2 separate regions of the Homo sapiens genome follow, and region 2 is linked to region 1. Evidence: chromatin loops called from intact Hi-C (ENCODE). Cell type or tissue: mammary epithelial cell. All regions are shown on one strand.

Region 1 (5,000 bases):
GTCCCAGAGGCGATGTCGGACACAGACGGTCCTCCAGGGGAAGGCACCATTGAGCGGGGTGGGGGCCTGAAGGGAGGCTGTGCCTTCTGGTGAGACTCAGCCAGGGAAGCTGTGTGCAGAGCTCAGCCTGGCAGTGTCCAGCCCTTCCCTGCCTCCCCTGGGTGCCCTCCCAGCTGCTCTATCTTCCAGGCCAGCCTCCTCTTTCCTCCCCTGGCCTCTCCAGACCCTGGACACAGCAACCCCACCTCCTCCTCACTGTGTTGGCTCTGCTGGGAGTGGCAGTGCCCAGCCCCTCTGACAGTATGTGCGCGCGCACACACACACACTCAGAGAGCTCCACACACACACAGGTACACACAGAGCTACAGACACACAGGTACACATAGAGAGTTACACACAGGTACACACAGAGAGCTCCACACACTGGTACACACAGAACTACAGACACACACACAGGTACACACAGAGAGCTCCACACACACACAGGTACACAGAGCTACACACACACACAGGTACACACAGAACTACAAACACACACAGGTACACACAGAACTACAGACACACACACAGATACACACAGAAAGCTATACACACACACACACACACACATACACACGGCCCCCCACACATGGGTACCTGTGGAGAACTACACACATATATGCAGAGACTGCATTCGTGAGGTCCCATCTGAATATTTAATTTTTAAGTTATTATTATTATTTTTTTAGAGGCTGGGCTTCACTCTGTCGCCCAGGCTAGAGTGCAGTGGTGCCACATCTCAGCTCACTGCAGCCTCCACCTCCTGGGCTCAGGTGATCCTCTCACCTCAGCCTCCTGAGCAGCTGGGACCACAAGCACACACCACCGCACCCAGCTAATTCTTAAACTTGTTGTAGAGACGGGGTTTCACCATGTTGCCCAGGCTTGTCTCCAACTCCAGGCCTCAAGCGATGCGCCCGCCTCGGTCTTCCCAAGTGCTGGGAATGCAGGCGTGAGCCACCGCGCCCGGCCCAATCCGCAGATTTTAAGCGGGGACGACTTAAAAACAGGATTGCTGAGCTGCGACGAGGGGGGCTGCAAGGGGAAGGACACGCGGCCCCCGGGGCTGAGGGCGGCCCGGAAGGATGGACTCCGAGGCGGGGCTGAAAAGGGGGCAGCCGCGCCAAGCAGGAAGCGCCCCGGGGTGGGGCGGGAGGCCCGGAGGCCCCGGAGCCAGAGCGGGCAGGGCCGGCGCTGCGCGGTCGCCGAGGGACCCACGTGCGGGACGAGCTCCCCGGGCCCCCACGCGCCGCCAGCCCGAGCCCCGTCTCCCCGCGCGTCCCTCCTGCGCCCCCTCCTGGGCAAGCTCCGCATTGCGCGCGGCCGCCAGCAGCCCGGGACCCGCGCAGCTCCCCGAGGCCAGGACAGCCAGCAGGGAAGTGCCAGGCCTGAAACGCCGCCGGAGGAATGGTACCCAGAAGCTCGGGCGCTGGAGGGCGGCTGTGGAGTGAGGGGCACACGGGCGCGTGGAGGCAGTTAGCGACAGACACACGTGCGCCGGCACATGCACACAGAGGCGGGCACACACAGACACGTGGGCACAGAAAGGCACGCAGGCTGGGCCGGTGGCTCATGCCTGTAATCTCTGCACTTTGGGAGGCTGAGGCACCAGGATGGCTTGAGCCCAGGAGTTTTAAGGTCAGCCTGGGAAACGTAGTCCATGTCTACAAAAAAATACAAAAATTAGCTGGGCGCGGTGGTACGGGCCCGTGGTCCCAGCTACTCAAGAGGCTGAGGTGGGAGGATCACCTGAGCCCAGGAGGTCCAGGCTGCAGCGAGCCGAGATATGGCACCACTGCACTCCAGCCTGGGTGACACAGTGACACCCTGCCTAAAAAAAAAAAAAAAGCAGGAAAAAAAGACACACGCACAGACATCTATGCATGCATAGACACACATACGTCAACACAGACACACAAGCACAGACATATCTATACACACACGTGGACACACATACACAGACACATGTATGCATTCACACAATACACACAGACACAAACACATATAGACTCAGATAAGCACACAGGCACTCACACCCCACACCCTGTCTGAGGCTCCCCTGACCCTCCTCGCTGGGGCAGCCTGGCCTCTTCACACTCCCTGCACCCTTCACTCACAGAGCCCTTGCTCCCTGGGGCCACAGAGCTGCCCCACTGCACACATCATCAGTCCCGGGGCCAGCCTCTCCCCCGGGGACCTGGTCAGCCCGTCTCAGCCATTCTGCACTCCTGTGGTTCTCTGACAGTGGCCCGTCTCCAGCAGCGTCCCACCAGGAGACCCCGCCTGGCCAGCTCACTGCTGTATTCCTGGCTCAACTCCTGGCCCTCCGTCCAGTAGGCCCTCAACCAACGTCCATCAAATGAACCCATGCAGCTGACATTGTCTCTTGAGCCAGTTTTTCCAAATCCCATGATCCCTGACACAGAAAGGAAACATCTGGCCAGTCCCTCCCACGGCTGCTGTGCCCAGAGCCTGTGAGCAAACGCCTGGCCCTTCCTGTGACGGTGGTCCTCGCAGGACCCCACAGGGCAGCCTCACATCTGGCAGGAAGACCCACCCGGGCCCCTTGGGCTCTGTGAGATGCCTGCTCCTGTCGGGCACCTTTCTGGGCAGTCCCAAGCACTAAGCCAGCACAAATGCAGTTTAAGAGGCTGATGAGGGAGGCCTCCTCCTGGGGGTGTGGTGATGGGGACCCCACGGGCCACAGCCAACCCCTCCCAGACGTCCGATGAATCACACTGAGTGTAAACTGCCTCTCTTCTAAAAGGTCTCAACATCACTCGACAGTATCATCAAAGGACTCTTCCTAAGGAAAATCACAGGGTAGGCCCGGCAGCCACACAGAGCCACCTTGGCGGGGTCAGGAGCTGCGGCTCCCAGGTGCCCCAGCCCTGCTGGGAGGCCACCCTCAGCCAGACCCTGCAGCCACACTGCCCTCTGCCGGTCAGCACCCTACCCCAAGCCCCAGCGGTCACCTAGCACCTCCACCTGCGGTCCCAGGCACCGGGAGAGGGAAGGCTGCCTGCACTGGGAGAGGGAAGGCTGTCCGCTTCACGGCCGGGGTTCTTGCTGCTTAGCTGGGGTTTTGGGAAAAGGCTTCACCTTGCCCTATACCGTTCTGTGTTGCTTGAGTTTTATAAAAAGTCAGTGTGACTTTCATAACTTGTTTTTTTCATTTAAAAAATAATAGGTGTTTATGATTATGAAAGTATATGAGAACTTTATGAAAAATTTGGGAGCTACAGAAACTGCTGAGGTGGAAAAGCCTGGCCTTTAGCCACCCAGAGGCCTCTCTCGGAGCCTGCCCTGCCCACTCCAAGGGTCACCTCCACACCCCACCCGCCCCGGAGGACCCAGGGTGAGTCCTTGGAAGCTTCCAGGGCTGTGCCTTCTCGGTGTGCTGGGCTCGATGGGACATGACTCTGTCCCCACCCACTAGGGGTCTTAGGAGGCTGCCTGGCTCCAGCACTCTTGAGGGGTCCTTACCCGAGTCACTCACTCATTCCCCGTGTGCCAGGTGCCTGGAGAAGCTGTGGGGACCCGGCCTAACAGGGCCCAGCCCTCAGCCGGGATCTGGATGGGAGTCGTTGGCAGATTCCAGAGCAAACACCCTGTATCTGTCGCCGGGCGACACAGTGACACCACCGCCAGCCAGTGAGCCTATCCGTGTCTCAGGAAGCGCCCTCTGCCCTCAGGGCCCTCTCAGGGGCACAGGCTCAGGGCAGAGGACCTAGGAACCTCCCTGTGACCTGCCCTGCCTGCCCAGAGGCGGGTCCAGGGCCTCCCAGGCCTTTGTTTTGCAGATCTCATTAGCGGAGACCTCTGCCTCCTGGAGGGGAGGCCAGAGCAGGTACTGGGGGAGGTTTTGGGGACGTTTTGGGCAGCCCCTGTGCCCGCAGTCCTCTGCTAGAGCCTTTCGGAACCTGTGTCTGTCCCGACCCCCCCTCCACCGGCGGCATCAGGGCTGAACAAAGTCTGACACTGGGGTTGACCATCCACTGACGTTGCCCTCTCCCTCCCAACCCCAGAGAGAATAGAGCCCCGCCCCCCACCTTCCCTCGCTGGGACTGGGGCACTGCCACGGCCCTGGGACTGGCTTCCAGGACGGAGGCTCCCGCCTGGCAGCACAGATCTCCCCAGGGAGGCCAGTGCCGAGGGCCTGACCCAGCAGGGGCGTCCTTGGTTAGAAAGGGTCCTCCGGGGCCTTGGGTGGGGCAGGCCCAGGGAGAGATGTCCAGTGACAGGGAAGGACACAACCGAGGGTCCGTCCTGCCTGCTGTGGGCAGTGGTATCAAGGACCGGGCCTTGCTGCCTCCTTGGATCAGAACGCCAGCCAGGAAGTCCTGTGGGTGCCCAGTGGCCCCTTCCAGGCACCGCCCCACTAAGGTGAAACCCTGCTCTTTCCTGCCCATCAGGAAGCGCCCAGGCCATGTTGCCAGGCCAGACTCCAGACAAGGCCACAGCCCTGGCCATGGGGCCTGGAGTGGGGGAGCTGGGCCGACGGGTGCCTGAATCCAGGGCTGCTGCAGGTGCAGGTTCCCACTCATCACTGTACCCTGCCAGGCTGCCCCCTCACCCTCTACTCTCTGCCCCCCTTCATGCCCAGCTGATGGGCATGGGGCTTTGTGCCTGTGCGAGGGATAGAGGGGGTTGCCCCATGGAGATGGGGGTGAGGAGTAGATTGCTGAAATGGGCATTAGGTATGCTAGAGACTTCAAGGAAGTGTGGGTGCCAGTCCAGCAGATCTCTGCAGGCAGGTGCTCCTGGAAGAGGGAGTGGCTGTGCAAAGAGGGAGTGGCCGTGCAAAGACGGAGGCCGGGGCAGCAAAGAGGCCTCGAGGCCGGGGCAGAGGAGCTGGCCTTCCCTCCAGGAGTGATGGGAACCACTGGGGGGACTTCGATGACCCAGAAAGATGGAGTGGGGGAAGACGTCAGCTGAGAGGCTCATTAGGAGGATGCCTG
Region 2 (5,000 bases), 280 kb before region 1:
AAGGCAGCCCTGAGGATCTCATGTGGAAGCCGCCACACCCACGGGCTGTGACCCGGTCTCCAGGCCCCGGCTCGCCTGCCGTCCACTTTCTCAAAGCCACTGGAAAAGCCACAGCTGGGGAGCCCCCGCTCGGATGCCTGCACTCAGGGGGTTCAGGGAGGACGCCCATGTGGCTTTTTGTTTAAATGACCTAAACATGTACTTCTCACATGAAGTGCTAGAATCTTCCTCAACACAGCGATCCCACAACTCCACACACATCCCGAGGACTCCCCCATCCCATGGCCCCCGGCACTCACATGATGGTCTAGGGGTTCTCTCCCTTCCAAGAACCCCCCGTCCTGGGGCCCCAGCACTCACATGATGGTCTGGGGGTTCTGCAGCACACAGGCCTTTGGTCCAAAAGTGGTCACCGGGCATGGCCCATGAAGAGAGCGTGTCCTCCTGTGGGGAGAGGGCAGTGTCAGAGCCACCAGGGCCTGAAACCAGACATGCAGTGACAGACACAGATACAGAGGAGGTTACACGGTAAGGCATACATGCAATTTGAAAGATGCCAACTCCATCTGCCCAGCAGCCACACAATAGCCCTTGGAAGGTTCTGCCCAGGTCCATGGCTGCACTGGAGCGGCACCTGTGAGGAGCACGCATGCCCACGCGCCGCTCAGATCATGACCCAAGCCGGGGAGAGCTTCAGCCCAAACAAGGAAAATGCCAGGGCCAGGGCCAGCCTGGGATCAGAATTCCTCAGTGTCTCCAGGACCCCTCTCTAGATCTGCATTTGGGACTCAAAACCTGAGACAACATCTCATCTCTAAATCGTCTAGATTAAAATTCTAGCACAAATGTTCACTCTGAACTCATGTCAATAAAAAAGACGTAGGCCGGGCGCAGTGGCTCACACTTGTAATCTCAGCACTTCAGGAGGCTGAGGTGGGTGGATCACGTGAGGTCAGGAGTTTGAGACCAGCCTGGCCAACATGGTGAAACCCCCATCCTTACTAAAAAAAGAAAAATTAGCCAGGCCTGGTGGCGTGTGCCTGCAGTCCGAGCTACTCAGGAGGCTGAGGCAAGAGAACTGCTTGAACCCAGGAGGTGGTGGTTGCAGTGAGCCGAGATCGAGCCACTGTACTCCAGCCTGGCTGAAAAAAGTGAAACTCTGTCTCAAAATGAATGAATGAATGAATGAATGAATGAATGAATAAAAGACGCCAGATGAACGGCTCAACAACTTTCCTAGTGATTTAAACATGGCCAGGTCACAGTTAAATCACCCAGCCAGGGGCTGTGGCAGCCGCACGCGTCCTGGGGAGAATGCTGTCAGGACCGCTGTGCTCCTCAGGGTCCAGCACTGAGGCTGCCCTCGTCCTAGGTGCCCGGGAGCCTCCCAGTCCCTTCACAAACTCAGAAAACTTGCACACAGCTGGCCAGGCAACGGCCCAACAAAATCCTCAAGTCCCAATGCAGAAGAACGGCCTTCCGCTGCCTCGCAGGGCCAGACAACCCCAGGAGAGCCGTGGTGCCCTGAGGGCTGCTCCACAGGTGACACAGGCGTGGCCATCAGTGGTCACGGACTTGTTTACCTCAGCCTTTTAAAAATTGGTAAGTACAGGCCGGGTGCAGTGACTCACGCCTGTAATCCCAGCACTTTGGGAGGCCAAGGCAGGCGGATCACGAGGCAGGAGATTGAGACCATCCTGGCTAACACGGTGAAACCCTGTCTCTACACAAAAATACAAAAAATTAGCCGGGCGTTGTGGCTCACGCCTGTAATCCCAGCACTTTGGGAGGCTGAGGTGGGCGGATCACCTCAAGTCAGGTGTTCGAGACCAGCCTGGCCAACATGGTGAAATCCCATCTCTACTAAAAATACAAAAATTAGACAGGCGTGGTGGCATATGCCTGTAATCCCAGCTACTCAGGAGGCTGAGGCAGGAGAATCACTTGAACTCGGGAGGCAGAGCTTGCAGTGAGCCTAGATCACACCACTGCACTCCAGCCTGGGCGACAGAGCAAGACTCCATCTCAAAAAAAAAAAAAAAAAGAAGAAGAAAACGAAGTACATTACAAAAGAATTTTACTTACTTACGAACTGAAAAGATTATTGCGGAAAACAATGTTTCTCGAAGTGGGTGTTGGGATTTAATGTTTCCTTCCCAAGGACAGGCTATGCTTGGGCGTATTTGGCTACCTCCTCCCCCACCTCACCCTGAAGGCGCCTGTCACTCACTATGGAGGCGACCTCTGACCCAGGGCTGCTGTCATCAGGTTCAGAATGCAACAGAAATGGTGCATTATGCCAAAGAACCCACAGGAAAAAAAAATAAAACCCCAAAGCAATTCTGTTCACGCAGTCACTGCGCTGGGGTGGCCTGGAGGTACAGGACAACGACCCCCACTGACAACGAGGCAACGAGGCATCTGAGAAAGGCTGAGTGGTGACGTGGTGCCTGCGGGATGAAGGCAGCCACCAGCGCTCGTAGCCTCCTGGCTCAGGCAGCGACTCTGTAGACAGAAAACGTGGGAGTAGCCTGTTTCTCCACGGCTGCCACCACGTCAGAGGCGCTACAGGCTCTCCCATCTCACTGGGTAAGACAACATGCTTTCTAAGACTACTTTTCACCAAAAAGCCCCCCTTGCATTTGATAGTCGTGATCCTTGTTAGGCAGCGCCGGCTCTGGCAAGCTTCCACCTAAAACTCACCACATTTACCATCACCAGAACCGAGAGCACCATCCCCAGGCACCATCACAGCTGTGCTTGTGCGGCCACCGTCATGCAAAGCCCGGGGCGCTGTTGCCCAAGCAGCATTGTGCAAGGGTGAGCGCTGTGGGCACTCTTGGCACAGGAGGGAGCCACTTGCCCAACATGTGAGAGGGCTGGGCCCGCCCAAGGCCACGCTCATAACTCTGCCTCCACCAGCCCTGCTCACAGTGCAGAACCCCCCAGCCTTCGCCTCTCAAAACAAGCAGAGCCAAGAGGGATGTCCCCTCACACCCCAGTGACTTCTGTAGAGCAAATGTTTCCAGGCCAGGCACAGTGGCTTGCACCGGTAATCCCAGCACTTTGGGAGGCTGAGACGGGCAGATCACCTGACGTCAGGGGTTCAAGACCAGCCTGGCCAACATGGTGAAACCCCGTCTCTACAAAAATACAAAAATTAGCCGGGCATGGTGGTGCACGCCTGTAATCCCAGCTTCTTGGGAGGATGAGGCAGGAGAATCACTTGAACCTGGGAGGCGGAGGTTGCAGTGAGCCAAGATTGCGCCACTGCACTCCAGCTTGGGGGACAGAGCGAGACTCAGTCTCAAAAAAAAGTTTCCTCTCCAAGTGCGCTTCAGTCTAACATCAAGGGTCAGCGTAGGCGCCAGTTAGATGGTTCTGTGCTGATACAGACAGATAGAGAAACACGGTGGCACCCTGTGCCTGTGCTGGCACCTGGGAACGTGCGCCAGGCAGGTGTCCATGGGCCAGGATCCCCCTTCAAGGGCACAGCTTCACCTGGGCAAGGACCCAGCCTCACCTTCCGGATGCATCGACGCAGACTACTCAGGAGAATTCTTCATAATCGTTTTAAGAAAGAATATTATGAAATCAGACGAGAAAAAAAAGAGGAACCATCCCTCCCAGTTGTACCTGAACTCCTTGGTGCTCCCCAGGGCGGGCGAGGCAGACAGGCTGCGAGACTTGGCCCGGCCCCGGATGGGGTGGTTGTAACTCCAGGTCTCATCGCCGTGGCAGGCCGAGCAGCAGTAAGCAGCCGCGTCTGGACTCAATTCCTTATTCATGGTCATTTTTTCTTGTTCCATTTCCATTGTCAGGAAATGAGAACTTCGGTCAGAAAAACACTGATGCCTTAATTTAATAAAATAAATAATGTAAATAAAGTAAATAAATATGTATGAAACAATAATAATTTACACATACATATGTTCCATTTCATCAAGGGGAAAAAATGGCTGAAGTCCAATTTACCAAAGTACTTTGAAAACAGACTGTTTCCATTGCAAAGATATTTAAGAACTACTCTAGGTTTTTGGCTGGGTGCCGTGGCTCACGCCTGTCATCCCAGCACTTTGGGAGGTAGAGGCGGGCAGATCACTTGAGGCCAGGAGTTCGAAACCAGCCTCGCCTGACCAATATGGTGAAATCCCGTCTCTACTAAAAATACAAAAATTAGCTGTGGTGGGCGCCTGTAGTCCTAGCTACTCGGTAGACTGAGGCAGGAGAATCGCTTGAACCCAGGAGGTGGAGGCTGCAGTAAGTCGAGATCATGCCATTGCACTCCAGCCTGGGTGACTAGAGTGAAACTTCATCTCAAAATTTTTTCTGTAAAATAATATTAACAAAAAAAATTGTTTCAAAAAAGAACAAAATAGAAAGTCACACTGTGTGGCCAGGTGTGGTGGCTCATGCCTGTAATCCCAGCACTTTGGGAGGCTGGAGAGAAAGGATCAGTTGAGGCCAGGGGTTCAAGACCACTCTGGGCAACAAAGAACTCTTCTCTAGCAAAAAAAAAATTAGCCGGGCATGGTAGCCCATGAGCGAGACCCTGTCTTAAGAAAAGAAAGACTCTGGCCAGGTGCGGTGGCTCACCTGAGGTCGGGAGTTTGAGACCAGCCTGACCAACATGGAGAAACCCCCATCTCTATTAAAATTACAAAATTAGCTGGGCGTGGTTGCGCATGTCTGTAATCCCAGCTACTTGGGAGGTTGAGGCAGGAGAATCGCTTGAACCCGGGAAGCGGAGGTTGTGGTGAGCTGAGATTGTGCCACTGCACTCCAGCCTGGGCAACAAGAACGAAAGAAACTCCGTCTCAAAAAAAAAAAAAAAAAAAAAAAAAAAAAAAAAAAAAAAAGACAGGCTCTTTTCTCGTAAACAATACAACACATTAATGAGAGAGAAAGTGTGCAATTTCAAATACCCTAGTCCAGAAAAGCTGTCAAATAAAATTGAACCAGCAGATATGTTGTGAACTCCATGCCTTGCATCGTGAATT

The links. Hi-C counts contacts between places; a loop is a spot of excess contacts. Peaks named below come from ENCODE experiments on the same cell type or tissue, not always from the same donor. Only the 100,000 strongest peaks of a DNase experiment are listed, where the experiment ranks them.
Region 2: it touches region 1 in a loop (7-fold over the local background); 2 of 110 quality-filtered maps call a loop at or near these places.

What each region holds. Positions count from the first base shown.
Region 1 is chr1:2,043,669-2,048,668 of GRCh38, forward strand. It overlaps LOC105378590 (a long non-coding RNA gene), which reads right to left and starts at 3,779. Exons shown (of 4, transcript XR_007065357.1): 1 at 3,526-3,779. It also overlaps a transcript of PRKCZ not described here. RefSeq lists enhancers at 1-142, 2,878-3,631, 3,632-4,385 and silencers at 1,212-1,261, 1,322-1,401. In mammary epithelial cell, CTCF peaks have their summits at 1,362 (motif pointing left) and 2,982 (motif pointing left); no DNase peak of the experiment used is centred here; H3K4me3 peaks cover 644 bases.
Region 2 is chr1:1,761,592-1,766,591 of GRCh38, forward strand. It overlaps NADK (NAD kinase), which reads right to left. Exons shown (of 12, transcript NM_023018.5): 2 at 3,637-3,855; 3 at 361-444. The coding sequence starts at 3,815. Among named protein-coding and RNA genes, the nearest start is that of NADK, 14 kb to the right of the region's middle. In mammary epithelial cell, a CTCF peak has its summit at 2,806; a DNase peak (open chromatin) is centred at 2,800.